2 separate regions of the Homo sapiens genome follow, and region 2 is linked to region 1. The links are chromatin contacts, found by Hi-C or POLR2A ChIA-PET in ENCODE. All regions are on one chromosome and are shown on one strand. The core of a region is the stretch at or near the end of the contact, and the rest is flanking DNA. Distances in the headings are between cores, read along the strand shown.

The links. A loop is a pair of places that touch in the nucleus more often than their neighbours do. ChIA-PET counts read pairs that join two places held with the same protein, here RNA polymerase II (POLR2A). Pooled maps may share reads with other maps.
Region 2: a map of dorsolateral prefrontal cortex shows a loop between it and region 1 (5-fold over the local background). The contact joins the enhancer-like site here to the promoter of NIM1K in region 1. A Hi-C loop is called at or near these places in 2 of 168 maps with a recorded cell type or tissue (MCF 10A and dorsolateral prefrontal cortex), 2 of 37 single-sample maps with no recorded cell type and 20 of 50 pooled maps. POLR2A ChIA-PET finds 5 or more read pairs at or near these places in 4 of 52 experiments (GM12878, Panc1, activated T-cell and 1 more).

What each region holds. Positions count from the first base shown.
Region 1 is chr5:43,189,824-43,195,728 of GRCh38, forward strand. It overlaps NIM1K (NIM1 serine/threonine protein kinase), which reads left to right and starts at 2,402. Exons shown (of 4, transcript NM_153361.4): 1 at 2,402-2,588. RefSeq lists a silencer at 2,243-2,382 and an enhancer at 2,718-3,427.
Region 2 is chr5:43,101,509-43,107,602 of GRCh38, forward strand. No RefSeq gene overlaps it. Among named protein-coding and RNA genes, the nearest start is that of ZNF131, 16 kb to the right of the region's middle. RefSeq lists an enhancer at 4,099-4,208. Within about 2 kb of position 4,288, at least 27 of the 41 ENCODE cell types and tissues checked have a DNase peak (open chromatin) inside an H3K27ac peak, as active enhancers do; they include GM12878, Panc1 and dorsolateral prefrontal cortex, where a contact is called at or near this core.

The DNA.
Region 1 (5,905 bases), core at 1,152-3,651:
TTTTGTATTTTTAGTAGAGACGGGGTTTCACCGTGTTAGCCCGGATGGTCTCCATCTCCTGACCTCGTGATCCACCCGCCTCGGCCTCCCAAAGTGCTGGGATTACAGGCGTGAGCCACCGTGCCCGGCCTTTCAGTTTAATTTTTATTGGATTTAACGGAAATAAGAAGGAAAGCAGAAAAAATTGCTAAACCTCAGAAAAAGGTTTTTTACAAGAAATATTAGTTCTTACAAGTTTCCTATAAAGTTAAGAAAAAAGGGATTTTAATAATACTAGTTGTTGTAAATAAGTGATTCAATTTTAAGCTATCAATTCACCCCTGCTGTGAAAGATACTGAAATCGGCACTCTCAAACCTCTTGATTTAATTATATTTGCATTATCATAAAGTCAGTGTGCAGGTTAGTGCAAGAGAAAATTCATGAACAGAAGGTAGATCTGAAGAAATTACCTAGAATGTAGCACAAAATGTTAAAAATCTAGAGAATCTGAGAAAAGACATGAAATAGAATGAGAAGGTCTGACACACATAGTATAAAATAGAGATTCCTGAAAGAAAGATAAAAGTTGGGAAGGGTTCTGTTATGGACTAAATTTTTGTATCTCCCAATTCATATATTGAAATCTTAACTCCCAATGTGATGGTATTAGCCTAAAGTGTTCAGTAACCTTTTAAGCTACTAGAACCTATCATCACCTCTGCCTTGTGCATGCTCTTTGGGGTGTGATGGTGAGGATCTATGTCACAGAGAGCCTCTGTCAGATTGGGTGTTTGAGGCTCTTGGTTTCTAGGCAATTTCTCTATGAAATTTTATTCTGTTTATTTGAATTCAAGGGTCTTTTATATCTTTAAAAATATGTAGAGTTTCTCCCTGCATTTTATTGCATTAGAAAGAAAATAGACTGATGGCATGTACTATTTTAAAGATTACTCTTAAAAAAAAAAAACAACAAACCTCTTGTCTTTTGAGGAGGGGATGTCTCTTTAAAAACAAATTTTCTCGAGAGAACCCTTGTTCTACATAAATAGATGACCACTCTCAGAAGCCAAGGAAGCAGTTGTTTCAGGTTCTTTCAATTTTCTTTCCAATCTCAACCGTCAGTGCACGGAGCTGTCCAAGGTTTTTATTTCTTGCCCTTCCCGTTCCTGACCCCTTTAATCATCACACAAACAGGCAGCAGAGACAAAGTAATGAAGAACACCAACTCTGGAGTCAAACAAACTGGGTTAGAGTCCCAGAGCCAGCATTCAACAGTTGTGTGATCTCGATCAAATCCTGTAACCTCTCTGGGCTTCAGTTTCTTCATCTATCAAAACAAGGATGACAGTAACAGTACCTAACCCATAGATTATCATGAGGATTTAATCAGTTACTCTTTGTAAAAGAGTTTATTACAATGCCTGGCAAATAGCAAAAAAGGAATTTTGGGGTTCCCTAGTTTCTACCATAAAAGAATTGTAGACATGGGTTATGTTGCTACTTAACAGTTTTGCTCTTGTAAATATTGCTCTGGCAATCAATACAGGATGGAGAGCAGGAGGAAGTAGAAAGAATGCTCGCAGAACTATGACTTAGGGTGTCTAGTCCTGGCTCTGCCATTAATCAGTTGTGTGACCCTTGCTAAGTTAACTGACCCCTCTGAACTCAGTTTTTTTTTTCTCTCTCTGTAAAAGGAAGGGCTTAAACTTCAGTAAATAACCGGTATGTTTTATTTAGTATTTTGCGAATCCCATTTCCAACTCTACGTTCAATCCAGTGACGGTATTTCTAGTTTATAAACTAGAAAAATAATCTTTGGCATCTGAGGGTCACAGCCGAGAGTATCTCCCTAGCAGGAGATTAGGGAGCCAGTGACAAAGTGGCACCAGGGGAACCGATGTATGCCAGGAATCCAGACAGAGGGTGACATTAGCACTTCTTTCTGCAGAACCTAAACCCTGCCCGACTCACCCGGAGGAGCTGTCACGGTGGTTTGCTGGAAACCCCCTTTCTGTTGGGAGGATTACTGGGTCACGGTTTCCCAAGGACATGGAAACCCTTGCTGAAGCGCTGGAACCGCTCGGCACGAGGCGTACGTCGGTGGGAGCTGTGTCAGCCCGCTTTCGGCCGTGTAGCTGCTCCCATCCAGACTCTAGAAGGGGTCCTCTTTGCGTCAGGCCCAATCACCCCCCTCCCCGAGCGACTGCACTGGGTGTCCCTGCGCCGCGCGTCCCCTCCCTCTCGCCCCTCCCTCCTGGCTGCCATAGAAACCAGCTTACAAGGTCCAGGCCGGCGTCCGGGTGCACTACAGGCCCCCCGTCCCTCCTTCCCCACGCCAGCCCCTCGCTCCGGATTGGTCCTTCAGGAAACGCTGTGGGGCGTCTCGGTCCCCGCTGCGGAGCCGGCCTAGGCCGGAGGGCGGGGTTTGCCCTGGGCCGCTGCCGGTCAGGTCGGCCGCCCCTGACAGCTCCGGGAGCCTCAAGCGCGACAGCGGCGCCCTCACCTCGGGACATCCACACACCGACCGCTCCTGCTCCAGAGGCAACAACCCAGCGCGCCTAGCCTGGCGCCGTGCAGCGAAGCCCAAGAGCTGGCCTCGCCACGAAGGTAAGCGAGGGGCTGGGGGACTCGCCGCCAGCACCCCCACCCCGCCACCCTTCCTCTGCTAGGCTGCAGACCTGGGTGGCTGAGGAGGAGGCGCCTCTCCTCCCCGCGACCCAAGGAAGAAAGGAAGCCCTGCCACGGGGTGTCTGCGAAGTGGGGTCAGAAGAAGGTTAGGCGCTTTCTGGGGCGTACCCCCACACCTGCCCAGGCCGATCCGCAAGCGAGAGGAGGGGGCATTAGAGCCAGGGCGAGAGCGTGCTCGCGCGTGTGTGCCCGTGTCATGTGTGGTGCCCGTGTCATGTGCGGCGCCCATGTCTATGTGCGCGCGTGTGTGCACCCATGTCTCTGTATGGTGTGGACACTCGTGTCTGCGTGCGCGTCCACACGTGAGCCGAGGAGCGCAGCTTAGCGCCTAGCGTTGCGCACAGCGGGTGCGCTGGACCAGAGCCCTAAGGCACCAGACCAAATCTGGAGCGTTTGTTACAAGGGCAGAAGACCGGCGTGATCTCCCCACGCGCGCCGGCCGGTGCTGCTGGTGGAGAGAACTGACATCTAACGCATGTGGCCCAGGAGAACAAAACCTTCCATTGCACCCCACGCCGCGACTCTCCCCAGCGAAAGGTGCTTCTTTTGGAAGACCGCACGAAGTAAGGAAGAGCCTCTTTTCCTCTTCCTGGATATCCCTCCAGGAATATTAGAAGCTCCAGGACTCCTTGATACGACCAGGAAAAGATCGCAACCGGGTCTTTAAAATATCGATTCCAGCCAGCTTCTGCGTGCTTGACACATCTTGGCAGATGGAGAAGTCAAGGCAATAGATAACATGGGCAGCAAAGATTCTGCTATAGCACTTCTTTCCTTTCTGTTTTTTCCTTCCCTCCTTCCCTCCTTTTCCCTCTTCTCCCTCCCTCCTTTCCTCCTCCTCCTCTCCCCTTCTCTTCTCCTCCTCCCTCCCTCCCTTTCTCCCTTTCTCCTCTCTTTTCCCCTTCCCTCCCCTGTTTTCGTCCTCCTGAGTACAGTAGACAAGAGGGCTCTCTGTCTACCCCCCCTCCCCCACCCCATTCCTCATCCCGTTTCAAAATAAGAGCGAATGAATCACATTCTAAGCTCTTACCCGTGCAGTTCTGACAAGTTTGGAAATTACACAAATCGCGTTTGCAATTGAGGCCGCGGGAATCCAAAAGGGAAACAAACGAAACCAGATGAAAAAAAGTGATTCCAAGTCAAGATTTCAAATGGAAATCTAAGGTGAATATTTGTTTATGGTAATAAGATTTTTTTTAATGTTTGAAAAGTATGTATCACACTAGCTTGCATCATCAGTATTCAATGTGATTCACAGAACCGCTTCAAAAGATGGTTTCTGTTAGTGTTGCAACAGCACTTCTAATTCTGGTTGTCATGGTTACTGAAGAAGTCGCCCTGCTCTATTGAGAGGCTGTCTAGTTAGAAGCAGGAACTGTTCTCCAGAGGACCTTCTCTTGTACCCTCGTTGTCACCATGGTAATAATTGAGTTTATGAAAATGTACTTACTTTTTCCCTTAAAGTACTAAAATCCCAAGGCATGTTGTTGTTTTTTTTATTTTATTTTTTCAGAGTTTGCAGTCCATGCAACACAGCTTTCCGCTCAGACAAATGAGAGTAAACACTGCCCTCCAGCAAGTTAAATGGCCCCAAATAGTCATGCTGCCCAGCTCTCTTCCCACAGCTCACTGCACGAACAGAGGACAGAGGAGGGTGTTAGATGTTCCACGAATCCTGGCCTGAGCCCAGATCGCCCTCGCCATTTAGCATTTACATTTGGAAGCCTAATTAGCTTTCTAATTAGGAGATGGGAGAATGTAGGGGGGGATTCCTGCGAGAGGCTAGTGGGGAAAAAGCTGAATCCAACTCCCCATGGACTGGTGTTTGGTGTGCCATTGAATTTGCCTAGTAAACCCTCATGGGTTTATTTTTAGCTGGACCACTGTTAAATGGTAAGCCTGGAAAAACCTTCAGAGAAGCCTCCTTCTGTGTTAGGAAAAAATGTGGATTGGATATTTGGTTTGAGGTGTGTGCTTTTTTTCTAACTACATTTAAAATAAAGACAGGTTTATATGAAATCTGAATTCCCCAGTAATAACTACAGATAGGTTATAGAGCCCTTTATATTCTTGGTTTAACCCTAGGTTTTTAGTTGAAAAGGTTTAATTTGGGGCAAGCAGTGGTACCATTTCAAATACTTTTATCAGCAAATGTTGGTTTCTTTAAAGAACCGTAATTCATTACACATCCACGATTTCTGAGCTTCAAATTCTAACATTGATAGCATGTGATTAGACAGCTTGAAGCCCTCAGACTTACAGTTTTGTTTTATTTTCTTTTCGTTTTTAGAGACTGGGTCTCGCCATGTTGCCCAGGCATGTCTCAAACTCCTGGGCTCAAGGGATCTTCCTGCCTCAGCCTCCTGAGGAGCTGGGACTACAGGTGCATGACAGACTTATCATACATTTTTAAAAAAACAAAAGCAAAGATTTTTGTCTTAGTAGGTTAATGTTTTTGTCACATATATAGTTTCATTTTGAGAAACTTAAAAATTAAAATATAACATTAAATCCAACTTCATTCTTTGAATCTGATCACTGTATTTCTCTAGGGATTAAAGAGTTTTAATTCATTGGTTGATTTTCTTTCACTTGTTGAAAGGACAAACTGTTCATAAAATTTGTTTCATTTTGTATTTTGTCATTTCCTATTGTCATTCTAGAAAAAGGTCTCTAGAATTGAAGTTTTAATTTTCAGGAGAAGAAGAAAATATTCAAATTGCTTATGAAGATAATAGTCTACAACTTGAATTAACCACATCATAGTTCTTAAATTACTTTCTCTCAAGAACTTCAAGGTTAGCTTAGCCATTATTATACAGCATCCTGAGGAATATTAATCAGTTTTACAGATGGACAAGTTGTGTTCAAAAGCCAAGTGATAGGTCGGTGCCGTGGCTCAGGCCTGTAATCCCAATACTTTGGGAGGCTGAAGCAGAAGGACTGCTTGAGCCCAGGAGTTCGAGACCAGCCTGGGCAACATGGTGAGACCTTGTCTCTATAAAAATTTTTTAAAAATTAGCTGGGTGTGGTGGTGCATGCCTGTAGTCCCAGCTACTGGGGAGACTGAGGGAGGAGGATTGCTTGAGCCTGGGAGGTTCAAGGCTGCAGTGAGCTGTGATTATGCCACTGCATTCCATCCTGGGAGACACAGAAAGACTCTGAATCCAAAAAAAAAAAAAAAAAAAGTGATTTCAGCTAACCACTTGGAAAATCGAGACAAAAATCTAAATTGT
Region 2 (6,094 bases), core at 3,038-5,537, 86 kb before region 1:
GAGCTTGAAGCTTTGAAGGACTGTAAGTTTATCTGCATGCAAGAGCAGAGATCCCAGGTTACTGCCTGCCTGCACAGGACAGAAGTCTGGACAGCTTCCATGTGCTGAGTGATACTCAGAGAACACCCAGTTTTGCTAAGATGGGAACTACTCTGTGTGCAGGGAAATGACTGGGACTCAGAGACTTTCTCATTGCCATGAGCATTTTGGAAGGCTGTCCAGACAGGCCTGTCTGTGGACAGATGTCCCAGTTTCAAGTGCCTTCAAGGGAAGTGAGTGCTACAAACAATGTGGCTGAGTGAGACTAAGAAAAGCCAGAAGACACAAGAGCTGACAGACATGAGAGACTAGGGTCATGTTGTCCATATGGACAGGGATCCTGGAACTCTGCCCTTCTCTAAAGGCTTTTCTTTCCTACTTAACATCCTGCCCTCTCAGCACTGGTGCTATAGCCACCAGCCTGCCCAATGCTGAGTTCTTCTTACTGCACATGCCACCTCTTGGATATCTTTCAAATCATGTATCCCATTTTATTTCCAAGGGCTTAATCATTTTGGAATTTGCAGTTGCACTCTAACTTATTTTTTCCCAATCCTTTATTGAAAAGCACATTTGAGCCAGGCGCAGTGGCTCACACCTGTAATCCCAGCTCTTTGGGAGGCCGAGGCGGGCGGATCACAAGGTCAGGAGTTCCAGACTAGCCTGGCCAACATGGTGAAACCCCGTCTCTACTAAAAATACAAAAATTAGCTGGGCATGGTGGCAGGCGCCTGTAATCCCAGCTACTCGGGAGGCTGAGGCAGGAGAATCGTTTGAACCCAGGAGGTGGAGGTTGCAGTGAGCTGAGATACCGCCATTGCACTCTAGCCTGGGCGACAGGGCGAGACTCCACCTCAAAAAAAAAAAAAAAAAGGAGAAAGAAAGAAAGAAAAAAATGGCCGGGCGCAGTGGCTCACACCTGTAATCCCAGTAGATTACAGTAGTAATCAGTAGTAGAAGAAGTGTGACAATTCTAAATAGATCTAGAAGCAAAGTTCTTTAGTACATTAGTACATGTCATTCATGAAGAGAGTTTTTCTAATTGAAAAATCTTTAAGTCATTCAGAAGAATAAAACTGAAAATGTTTCCAATAACTGAGCCCTAGAAGCTCTTAGGTCTGAAGGGTTCAGTCCCAGTGAAGTCCACAAGGGCAATATGAGGGCCCTCACTGGGGTGTCTCTGCATGGGGAAGCAGGTAGTACTGTGAGCCAGGAGCAAGTCTGGGGTTCCTTTCCTTTCCTGCTTCCACCATGTATTTAGCCTTTTTTCACAGCTTCAGCGGTGGCCTGTGCTCTCCAAGGCACTCTGGACATGTGTCTGTCCACCTCCCCAAGTGCTGGCTTTTAGCTAATGTAAGCTCCATTGGGATGCAGCATCTGTGTCTTCTTGAAGGAACTGCGGCATCTTGGCAAGTTCAGTCATTGATTCTTAGGCAGGTGGGTCTCAGTGTTTTGGCCTCTCTCAACTCTGGGAATGTCTCCTTGCCCTGTGTATACCAACACAACAGCCAACATGCACGAGAGTTCAAAAAGGGCAGCTGGGGTGATACTTACCTGATTCGGTGTTTTCAAATTTCCGAGTTTCACCCTTAGGGAGCTAGTTTGCAGTTTGGTTCTTTGCAGTTTGGTTCTGAGAGCCATTCCTGAAGTTCAGTTGAAAATCTGCCTTCACCTTTCCATCAAATTTTAAGTTATCTTTAACCCCTAATAAATCTCTATAGGCTTAAACTATTTGAGTGTGCTGTTTCTTTTCCTAAAAACCAGAAAAGGAAATATGAGTGATATCACATTCAATTTTATGTCTACAAACTTATTACATCCTTTTTAAAAATAATGTTCTTAAAGAAATGAATCTAGGCCGGGCACGGTGGCTCATGCCTGTAATCCCAGCACTTTCGGAGGCCGAGGTGGTCGGATCACGAGGTTAGGAGATTGAGACCATCCTGGCTAACACAGTGAAACCCCATCTCTAATAAAAATACAAAAAAACTAGCCGGGCGTGGTGGCAGGTGCCTGTAGTCCCAGCTACTCTGGAGGCTGAGGCAGGAGGATGGTGTGAACCTGGGAGGCAGAGCTTGCAGTGAGCCGAGATCGCGCCACCACACTCCAGCCTGAGCGACAGAGCAAGACTCCGTCTCAGAAAAAAAAAAAAAAAAAGAAAGAAATGAATCTAGATTCCTTAATAAAACATGTAAATATTCAAGATATATTTTGTTTTTAGGATATTTTGAGAATGTTTATTTTTTATCATCACAACTTTTAGACAAGAAAAACACAAAAGAAGAAAAACTCTCAACATTTCATCTTGAAAGTTTATAAATATTTTTTCTTAATACTCTCCCACAAAGAAGTAAAATATTTAAATAGACATTTTGGTCTCTTTTGTACATGTTAATTCCTATCTTTTTTATTATTATTTTTTTCATTTTACTTTGTGTGTGTGTGTTTTGACGGGGGCGGGGGGCGGGGGGCAGTGTCCCCGTGTTACCCAGGCTAGTCTTCAACTCCTGGCCTCAAGCAATCCTCCTACTTCAGCCTCCCAAAGCCCTGGGATGACAGGCATGAGCCACCACGCCCTGCCAAATTCCATTAACACAGTGTTCAGAACAGGAGCAAGGAGCTCCTCCAATCCCTGCTGAGTACCGAACTAGTCCAGAAATGGGGGCATCAGGAGTGTGATGTGCTTAGGAAATGGGAGTGCTTGTGGTTGGGTGGGGTGTGGGAGAGAACCATGAAACTGAAAGTGAAACATGAAGATGAAAGTGCCGCTTCTTAGATGAAAATTGTCCAAGGAAAGTTTTCCCACGTAACCAGATTCCAGACCTACCCCAATCCCAAGTCCCAGATGTACCTAGATTGTATGATTGAATTTGAGACCCATAATTACAGCTCCATTGTCACTGACCATGCTGGAGCCTCCCACACACAATCCCTAGTCTACAGGCCTACCCTGCTTGCAAACAGAAAAATGTCATTCTCTAAACCCATGCTAGGATGACTGCAGAATAGGCCAGAATCAGACGTCTGTCCCCTACCACTTGCTCTTCTCCAGCCCAATTATTTGATCCAAAGCACTAAGAAGCAGGAGAATGGTAGAGATGGCAGGGAGAGCAACAGGAAGGCGTCAGAAAGGCACCCTGGCACACTCGGACTAAATGTTAGGAGGACTCAGTAGAGGCATTTCAGGGCTAAGCACAGTTGCCGGGGCTGTTGTCTGTCTGCTGAATCTTTCGGCAGCCCAACCCATGTCCGCGATTTTGACTTCTGGCAGCTCTCTACCCTTGGCCGGCTTCCCCCTCCCAGAAGCCCTCAAATCCTGACCACAGACAACCCCACCACACACCCCTTGGCCAACAAAGCCAAGATACCCAGGACCAAGGGCCAGTTCCCCCAATGAGCCTTCCCACCACCACCCACCCCGCCAATCTCCTCTTTCCTCAACGACCAACCAGGAACACAAATGTAATCCTAGCACTTTGGGAGGCAGAGGCGGGTGGATCACGAGGTCAGGAGCTCGAGACCAGCCTGACCAACATGGTGAAACCCCGTCTCTAGTAAAAATACAAAAATTAGCCAGGTGTGGTGGCATGTGCCTGTAATCCCAGCTACTCAGGAGGCTGAGGCAGGAGAATCGCTTGAATCCGGGAGGTGAAGGTTGCACTGAGCCGAGATCGAGCCACTGCACTCCAGCCTGGACGACAGAGCAAGACTCCGTCCCCCCCAAAAAAAAGCCTGCATGAGTCCTGATGATGGCCTTGGAAAAGATGATGAGGGCACAGGATCTAGGAGCTATCCGAGCAAGTGAATCTAGGGAGAAAAATAATGTGAAAGAAAGAAAACTGAGAGGACAGGAAGCCTTGGTTGGGAAATATAAACAACAACAAACCAGGAGAATTGAAGAGTGAATCAAACTACAATGGACATATCACCTTTTGTCCACTAGAGACACTACTGCCACATGCCCTCCCTCCCGACGGTAACCTTCATTTTCGGGGGGGCGGAAGAGTGGGGAGAAAGACAGTTTGGCTTCGGGTTCCTGCTGGCAGATCCATTCTGTCCTCGGTCCTCGTCCCCTTGGTTTTGTATCCTTGAAAGCAGGGAATGACACTGAAGAGGACTAGCGGTGCGATCCTGCATTTTAGTTGAAGGACCAAATCTCATCTCTCCCAGTGTTGGGACTGATGACTCCTGCACTACTTGATGATCTCCGGTGCCTTGAGGGGAGGACCATGGACTTGGCTGGTTTCAGCAGCCCAGCGGATTTCAGCGTTTGACAACCTGGAAGTTCTGCTGCCCCCTCACGGTGGGAGAAAAGCGGTGGGTCCTGCACAGGCCGAAGAACCACTAGAGGGCAGCAGCACACGGGCTCCATAAGACTTGCTGCGTGTCGACCCTGGCTCATACAGTGCTAAGAGAATTGATCAATGCTGTCGTTCTAAATTCAGCTATGATGAGGTGGTGCTGCTTTCCACAGACTGGGATGTTTCTAGAACTTTCTAGGACTTTCATGTCTAGCATACACCTGAGATGACTGTAGAAAGTCCCTCAATGAGTCAACCGTTGGTTTTATCCCTAATAAAATGGGTTCATGGGGTCAGGAGTTGAGGTATTTACTGCCTTCCCTCCCCCTCCACACACACATCCTTTATGCTTAGATTTTTCCATACCAGAAATTTGAATCATGTGGGGAAAGCATCCACTGTAAGTTTAGTAACAGTTTGGCAAAGCCTGAAAATTATGTGTAAAATAGTGCTTTAGGAGTTCTAGAAACTGAATAACAGACTCATTTTCTGGTATCTTGACTTTCAGAAGGCAAATGAATCATTCTTAAAACAGTTTAGTTTAAAAACAAATGTCAACAAGCATTTGTTGAGTGTCCGCCATGAAGCAACCACTGTACTAGGCTCGTGGTACAAAGATGACAAGACCAGGGCCAAGACAAGAATTTGGGCTGAGGGAGACAGCAGGCACATTTGACGTGACACTTCTTATATGTGGAAGGCCTCACAGACAGAGCTACAGTGACAGGACTGAAAGATGCTAATTCTTCAACTTTAAATTTTTGTCCCCCTAGGGCACGATGAATTATTAACAATATGTTATTTCTTAGAATTCCGAAAATTAGCTTTTGAAAAGCTGGATTATATTGTATTATATTCTGATTTGTGAAAAAGTAGAAATTTGTTAAATGTAAATATTTAAAATAGGCTACAATTTTTGGAAACTTGGGATTTCTTGATTTTTTTTTCTTTTTGAAATGGAGTCTTGCTCTGTCCCCCAGGCCGGAGTGCAGCGGTGCGATCTCGGCTCACTGCAAGCTCTGCCTCCCGGGTTCACGCGATTCTCCTGCCTCAGCCTCCATAGTAGCTGGGACTACAGGCACCCGCTACCACGCCCGGCTAATTTTTTTGTATTTTTAGTAGAGACAGGGTTTCACTGTGTCAGCCAGGATGGTCTCAATCTTCTTACCTCGTGATCCGACCGCCTCGGCCTCCGAAAGTGCTGGGATTATAGGCCTGAGCCACTGCGCCTGGCCGATTTCTTGATTTTTTAATATACCAGGAACCTCTAAAATGAAAGTGGCCCTGATGACCTCTAGGAGACCACAGAGAAGATATAGTCTCAGTTTCCTCAAAAAAATTCTAATCTAGGGGAGAGAGACACATTAATAGGCCACTTTAGTACCGTGTAAGAGGAAGCTTTCTTAAGCCCTATGCATGAATCCTTTAAGACAAACCAATACCAACAATTTGCCAAAAACATGTCCTAAACTGCACTGCTCAGTGCTGAGAGAAAGCATGCTGAATTTTTAAAAATATTTTTTTTAGTCAGAGCTATGAGAGTGCTGAATTTTATCATTCTATGTATTCTTTATTTTTCAATTAATTCCATGTCCTATTCTGCTATTCTTATTTTTTCAATAAAGATTCTAAATGTGTTGATACAGCTACCTTGTCTGTTTTTATGTAACTAATGTCATCTTATTAAGTGATATTATTAGTAATCTCTATTTCAGGAAAACACAAGTTATTTGATTACAAGTATATTCAAATCA